2 separate regions of the Homo sapiens genome follow, and region 1 is linked to region 2. The links are chromatin contacts, found by Hi-C or POLR2A ChIA-PET in ENCODE. All regions are on one chromosome and are shown on one strand. The core of a region is the stretch at or near the end of the contact, and the rest is flanking DNA. Distances in the headings are between cores, read along the strand shown.

Evidence for each region. A loop is a pair of places that touch in the nucleus more often than their neighbours do. ChIA-PET counts read pairs that join two places held with the same protein, here RNA polymerase II (POLR2A). Pooled maps may share reads with other maps.
Region 1: POLR2A ChIA-PET joins it to region 2 with 25 read pairs in activated CD4-positive, alpha-beta T cell. The contact joins two enhancer-like sites. A Hi-C loop is called at or near these places in 4 of 37 single-sample maps with no recorded cell type and 5 of 50 pooled maps. POLR2A ChIA-PET finds 5 or more read pairs at or near these places in 3 of 52 experiments (activated CD4-positive, alpha-beta T cell and activated T-cell).

What each region holds. Positions count from the first base shown.
Region 1 is chr18:69,997,242-70,000,687 of GRCh38, reverse strand. No RefSeq gene overlaps it. Among named protein-coding and RNA genes, the nearest start is that of CD226, 51 kb to the right of the region's middle. Within about 2 kb of position 1,787, at least 2 of the 41 ENCODE cell types and tissues checked have a DNase peak (open chromatin) inside an H3K27ac peak, as active enhancers do.
Region 2 is chr18:69,896,180-69,899,780 of GRCh38, reverse strand. The region is part of intron 2 of CD226 (CD226 molecule); the gene reads left to right. Among named protein-coding and RNA genes, the nearest start is that of CD226, 50 kb to the left of the region's middle. Within about 2 kb of position 1,925, at least 4 of the 41 ENCODE cell types and tissues checked have a DNase peak (open chromatin) inside an H3K27ac peak, as active enhancers do.

The DNA of each region.
Region 1 (3,446 bases), core at 538-3,037, 100 kb before region 2:
CAATTGTTGGAAACCTGGGACAGGCTCAAGCTAACTGGGGTTGAGGACACCTACCTTGTGCAGTTGGTGAGAGGACTGAGTGCTTAGCCTGGTACATAGTTATCCCTTAGATGTTATCAGTGATTTTTTATTCTTACAAAATTCTCAAAAACATCTGTTTAAGCAAAAACTTCAAATCTTTTGTGTCCTTGCAAACTTTCCTCCCCTCTGGGAGGGGATGTGCTGGAAAGTGAGTTGGGCTGTGACAACTAAGGTTCCAGCATCCCAAAAGGATTGTTGGTTCTTGGTGGAGTGCATGTCCACAGTCCTGGGATGACTGATTGCCCAGACACTTGGCAAGGCACCATTGAGAACCCGAGTCTCACAAAGCACTGCATACAGGCATTATATACACCTGGGGTGTGCACATTTTGTTCTGCTTGTCATGTTGTCTTGATTGAGTGTCAGTTGGCAAAATTTTGCTCTTTTTCCATCTGACTTGTGTAAATGGAAGATTAAAAAATTATAACCTTAGTAACCAAAACAAAATCTTAGCTTAAAAAAAAAATCCTTCAATTTGGGAGTAGCTATTTTTTTTTTCTTCCCATTGATCATTATCCAAAGACTAAGGGGCATGGATGATAAAATGCTATTGCTTTGGTCAATTAGGAAACTTAGTTTTGGGGAACGTAGAGTTTATTCTTCCTAACTTAAAATTTCTCTTAGGAAATTCTTTTACAACTCAAGTTTCCTTATACAACTCAAGTCCCGCACCTAGGGCTGTGTGGGACTTCGCCGGGCCTCAAGGCTCAGATGTACGAAAGGCTATGCCAAGACCCCGGGAGTCTGAGGTTTGGCAGCAACACAGAAGGAGCTCAGTGTGATCCTACTTTAAATGTTTCCAACAACGTTCGTTTTTGCATTTTGTTTGCTCCTTCCACATTGGAGGAATCTGCTTCAGAAAAAAATCTTTAAATCCATGTTTTACAAAATACCCATATGGTAACATTCAATAAATTTCTTTTTAACTAATTTTGCGTGAAAGCTAAAAAAAAAAAAAAGTGTTTTAGTACAGACTCCAAGGTAATGTTCTTTGACACATTTCTACTTTTCAGTGGCATCCTTACCTCACTTTGGCCTCTGCCAATGCTTGTGCCTTTGGAGTATCTGCACCCACTTGGGTTCTTCTGGGCAGCGATACTTGGTAGTCTGGTAGCAGATTGCTTGCAGTTCTGTGTAAATTCTGAAATCATTGTTTCTTCAAACAGTTTATTGGAACATTCTTTCTTTGGCTTACCATGGAAGTAAACAGATTATAAAATGGGAACTTACTGTTTTTAATTGTTTTCTGGTCATATTCATAAAGATCAGATTGCAAAGAATCAGTTTATGGGTATAATACCTGGTTTAAAGTTATATTCTGTATCTGCTAGGAATAGCCACATTTCACTGAGGAGAAACTCCAAAATAATAATGGCTTCACTAAGAGAGGAGTTTCTTTTTATTTTTATTGTTTTTTGTTGTTGTTGTTTGCATCCCAGGAAATGCACACATGGGCAGTCTATAGCTAACAGTGTCCTCAGGGACTCAACTGCCTGCTTTTCTGCTCTCTCTGTCTTTGCACGTTTCCTTTAGGAAGTTACCTCATGGACATCAGGAAGGAGAAAGGCTGGAAAAGGACTTCCTCAGCTGTGTTTCCCTTTAAGGAGCCTTCCCAAAAGACAGGTCCAATAACTAGAGCTCACATCTCAGACAGAACAGCACATGGTCACTCAAAGCTTCAAGAGAGGCCAAGAATTGTTGTCCCTCATTTGGGCACATTGCCAGATCCAGTAGCACAGGCCACTGCTAATAGAGAAGGGGAGGTGGTGTTTGGTTCAGCAACCACCAGTGTCCACCAATGTTCTTGATTTGAGAGAAAACTGATGTAATTAGGGGTAAAAAAAAAAAAAGGATTATCTTCCCAAGTAAATAAGATTAGATGCTTATTGAATTTATTCAGTCTGCATTTAGACTTTGTGATTAGTTCTAGCTGCATTCAGAGCTAAAAATATTAGTGTCAGAGAAAGAAGTCAGATGCCTTTCCAGTGTAAAGCCAAATGCCTTCTGTGGAGTTTATGCCTATGAAATGCAGCCATCAGCTGTCAGGATCCACCTTCTCCTCAGGGAGAAATGAGGCTGGGAAATAGAATGGTTGATGTGAACAGATTGCCAGCATTTTCACAGACAGTAATTTAAAACTGGCTAATTGAAAAATAAAATTAATTGCAACATTTTAAATATGTACCTTTAACATTTTATTTTATGTATGTAAATATATATTACATATATGTATCTACATATATATTACATACATATATATGTATCTAAATATATATATTTTATGTATGTAAATATATATTCATTCCACAAACTTTTGATTAAGGGCTGAGGCATTTTTAGAGTATAGTTCCCTTATTGGTGTTAATACTGTTTTTTTTTTATCATAAATCACACCTAATGCATTTGGACAATTTCCAGTTTCAGTTTCTGAAAGTGGAGCAAATACTAAGGCACATATTAAAGCAACCCAAACTAACCTCTTCCAGATCTTTTTCTTTCCTTTAAGAATTCTTCCAGATTTCTACCATTTTTTACTTTATTTTGTAGTTGACTTGCCACACCAGATTCAATAGCAATTTTTAAGTGACTCCTTGTTACCAATTATTTGCAAAACATTCAACTTAGTTCTTACAGTAACAATTATTTTTCTGATCACTTGTCATTAATATTTCACCAAATTCTGTAATTCCAATAACAAGTCTAAGTGATGTAAATGGTGTGGGAACAAGCACAGCCAAATCTCCGTAAGCATGAAACTCACCTAAGGGAAGCCAGAGAGAGTGGCACTAATGCCCACCCACTTTGTCCCTCCCCTGCTCATGTGCTCTGGCATCAGCCAGGATGTTTTGTTGGGAGAATGGAGAGAATTCTTTAATCTGAGCAAATCTGTTCTGTGGTGGCCAAGTAAGAGAGGCTATGCCATTCTATGACCTTTTGAGATTTCTTCAAACTTTGAACTGCCTTTTGTTTGTTTTCGTGGTTACTCCTTTGCCTGGCTCCCTATTGTTAGAACAAAGTTTTCCCGAGGATATGTGTACTTGCCTGGACGTTGTTCTCAACTCACCTTTTACCCTCATGCCCTCTTCAGATTCTCTGGCTTGCTCATCCTATGCCTGTTCTTCTCCTACCTCTTTAATTCTTCAACTTTCCTCCCCCAGAGTGCACCTCCACCCACTTTCACATTTACATTTTTCTGCCTGTTGTAAAAGGCCAAAATGTCACCTCTCCCATGAAGCTGTGTCAGATTCCCCACCTGGGAAGAAATGGTTCACTCTGAGTTTCCACAACTCTCCCATGAAGCTGTGTCAGATTCCCCACCTGGGAAGGAATGGTTTACTCTGAGTTTCCACAACTCTTTTAGATTT
Region 2 (3,601 bases), core at 676-3,175:
TGTAATGTTTTGCCTTTTTAGTAATAGCCATTCTGACTGGTATGAGATGGTGTCTCATTGTCATTTTGGTTTGCCTTTCTGTAATGATGAGTGATATTGAGCTTTTTGTCATATGCTTGTTGGCCACGTATATGTCTTCTTTTGAGAAGTGTCTGTTTGTGTCCTTTACCCACTTTTTAATGGGGTCGTTTTCCTCTTGTAAATTTGCTTAACTTCCTTATAGATGCTGGATATTAGACCTTTGTCAGATGCATAGTTTGCAAATATTTCCTCCCATTCTTTAGGTTGGCAAATTTTTTATCCAAAAAATATTGATTGACTTCTCTACTTTATGCCAAGCATGGTTCTAGGTGCTAAGTACAGAGCAGTGTAAAATGGTCTAGCTATACAGAGGCTTGGGTTTACGAAGCTGACAGTAAAATGACTCAGGGTTTTGTGAAGTGGGTGAAGGATTTTGCAGAGCTGCTCAAACTGCATATGCAGAACTGTTGACCAGTGAGGATGGTGAGGAGGACAGGTCAGTAGCCAGGGAGGCGCTAGTGGGCAGGGGCAGTGGCATGATGTGAAGATGTACCCAGCAATGTTTGGGGTACCCAGGACATGAGCAGTGGTTGGAAAAGTGATGAAGCACTGAAATAATTTCCAAGGATGATTTGTGGTCAAGCCAGAGAAGCCACATACAAAATAGAGAATATTTAATCATGATATCCTGCAATAAAAATCATGGGAAAACAACACAGTCTATTCAATGTTTATTCTAAGTATTAATACGTAGCTACATATAAGTATAAGCTGGTTTTCATTATTTGTATTTGTTTTATTGAAATCAAATTTTTTTCTTCCCAATTAACTACGACATTTTGGTCTGTTTCACGTGAATCCACTTTCCAATTCCAAGTTCATCAGGATCCCACGGTTCTCTTGTTTGTGTGGGCTCTTTCTGGCAGTTCTTTTCAAGGTCATTTTGAGCTGCCTTCCACTGAGCTTTGCAGGAAGAGCCTGTGGTCTGAGAAGCCACAAGCAATATCTGAGGCAAGGCAGGTTTGGCCGACCTCGTAATAGGTCTTGATTTTCATCTAACACCAATCAGTTACTCTGTTTGTCAGGAAAGGTTAATCAGGGGCTACTCTGAGCTTCTGAACCACCTGGCTCTAGGGTTGGGAACCACTTCTTTCACCTCCAGGCTGAGTCTATTGAGAGGCGGGTCTAGGTCCTCACATGGAGCCTCTGCTGTAACCTCCCTGCACTTTGCTCCCCAAAGACAGCTGCATCCCCTCTAGGATTTTCCCCATTGCTTCCTGCATTGTCCTTTGTGAAAATGCAGACACGGCTATGAGTAGACCCCTGTTTCTACCTGAGTCGGCAGGTTCACGGGGGCCTGACAGCATGGTTTTGGTTAGATAGGCAGACAAAGGAAACTCCTGAGATTGGACGGGGCGGCATCCAGAGAGAAGAAGAAGAAAAACACAAAACAGTTGTGCGTGTGAGCACTGAGGACACGCATTCACGCTGCCTCTTACTTCCCAGGGACCAGAAGGGCTCACATGAAAGTCGATTTCTCCTCCTTTTTTTCATTTCTTTTATGTTCTTTCATTTCTCCACATGGTGTGCTAGCATCTGATTTTATGTTGTCACGCATTTCCTTCTTTTCTCACGTCTTCCTTTCCCTGTTTTAATTTTTATTTTAATTTTCCTTTTGTTTCTTTTAAGCTTTTATTTCCTTTTTTCCCTTTTTTAATGAATTTTCTTCCTTTGCTTTTCTTTCTTCCCCTTTTCTTGTGTTGCTTTATTACTTAGAGACGAAATGTTTTCCGGGTGTGTGTTATGTGGGTAAAGTGCTACCTTTGGTAAACGGTTGTACAGAGGAGAAAGCTGGAGTGCTGTGGTTTTCTTTTTACAACATTTTGACACATGGAACCGCATGCTGAAGATGAGAAGCTAGTTTTTGGTGCGGCTGAAACTATCGTAGCCATGATATTCTAGTTCAATAGATGGCAAATCTTACTGCACTTTAGACTTGCTTTCATTCTCTCTTTCGAAATGTGACATCTCTTTTGTTTCTCTGTCTCCTTTCCTTCCTTTTTTCTTCCTCCCTCCTTTTTTCTTTTTCTCTCTTCTTTTTCTCCTTCCCTCCTTCCTTTCTCTCTTTCTCTATTTCTTTTTTCTTTTGTTTGTATGCCAAGACAATGGCTCCTGGGCCAGTCCTGAGTGAAACTGTCACATAGTTGAAGTGACAGATGACTTCCCACTTTTTGCATTTCTCCCTTAGTGCCAGAGAGTTTTGTGACATCATTACTGCCCAGGCCTCACTCTACTGAAATAGCAGGTCAGGATTTGTTGGCATTAGTGATGCCATCAGAAGAAAGAAGGTGTTCATCACTAATAAATAGATCCACTTGTTACCTTGCTGGGTTATCTTAATTTTAAGAAAGAGTTACCACAGTTTATTCTTTAGATCGGGTTCCCAAACTTTTTGGTCTCAAGACCCCTTTATGCTATTTTAAAAATTACTGAAGGCCCTCAGGGAGTGTTTGTTTATGTACGCTATATCTGTCATGTTTACTGTATTAGAAATCAATATTGAGCAAAATTTAAAACACAAGAATTTTCAAGCATGCATACCACTAGCTGGCAGAGCCTCTGGAAATATCTACTGTATACCTGTGAGAGAACTGGAGTGAAGAGGGGGAATTTCCTCTCAATATCACTAGGAAAATAGATTTGAACTGGCATATCCCCTAAAGGGACACAGAGATGCCCAGGGCCCCCAAACACACTCTAAGGACCATGGACTTAGATATTTAGTGACAATTACTGAGTACTTTATGGTAGGAATTCCAGAAATGGTGTGAGGAAGGTGGGAGAATACTGGACTTTCATGGTATCAAGAATTGATACCACATGTGGGGCCCTACTCTACCCATGTGTAAGACAACCCTGTATATCTGAAGAATGAGATCATGTGTATATTCAGTGAGAATGATTTGGTATCTTTTTCATAACTGTCAGAATCTTAGCCAGAATGATTATAACCTGAACATTTGATACTGTAGGTCAGTGTCAGAGACACCAGCCCAGCATTATTGCCTAACAGTCTCTTTGTAAAATTCAGCCTCTTGATATGATACCAAGAAAAGCACCAGGGGTTTTGGCTGTGTTTCTCACTACATGGTTAACCAAGTAACACTTATGGAACTATGTGTGAACAATCATATCCTCTTTTCTATTTATCTCCCGGACTTAAAAACAAAAAACAAAAAACAAAAAAAACCCTTTCTCTTACAAGAATGTGTCATTCACAACTGGGTGCGGTGGCTCATGCCTGTAATCCCAGCACTTTGGGAGGCCGAGGTGGGCGGATCACAAGGTCAGGAGATTGAGACCATCCTGGCTAACACGGTGAAAGCCCGTCTCTACTAAAAATACAAAAAATTAGCCGGGCGCGGTGGCGGGCGCCTATAGTCCCAGCTACTCAGGAGGCTGAGGCAGGAGAATGGCGTGAACCTGGGAGGTGGAGGTTGCATTGAGCCGAGATCACACCACTGCACTCTAGTCTGGGTGACAGAGCAAGACTCCGTCTCAGGAAAAAAAAAAAAAAAGT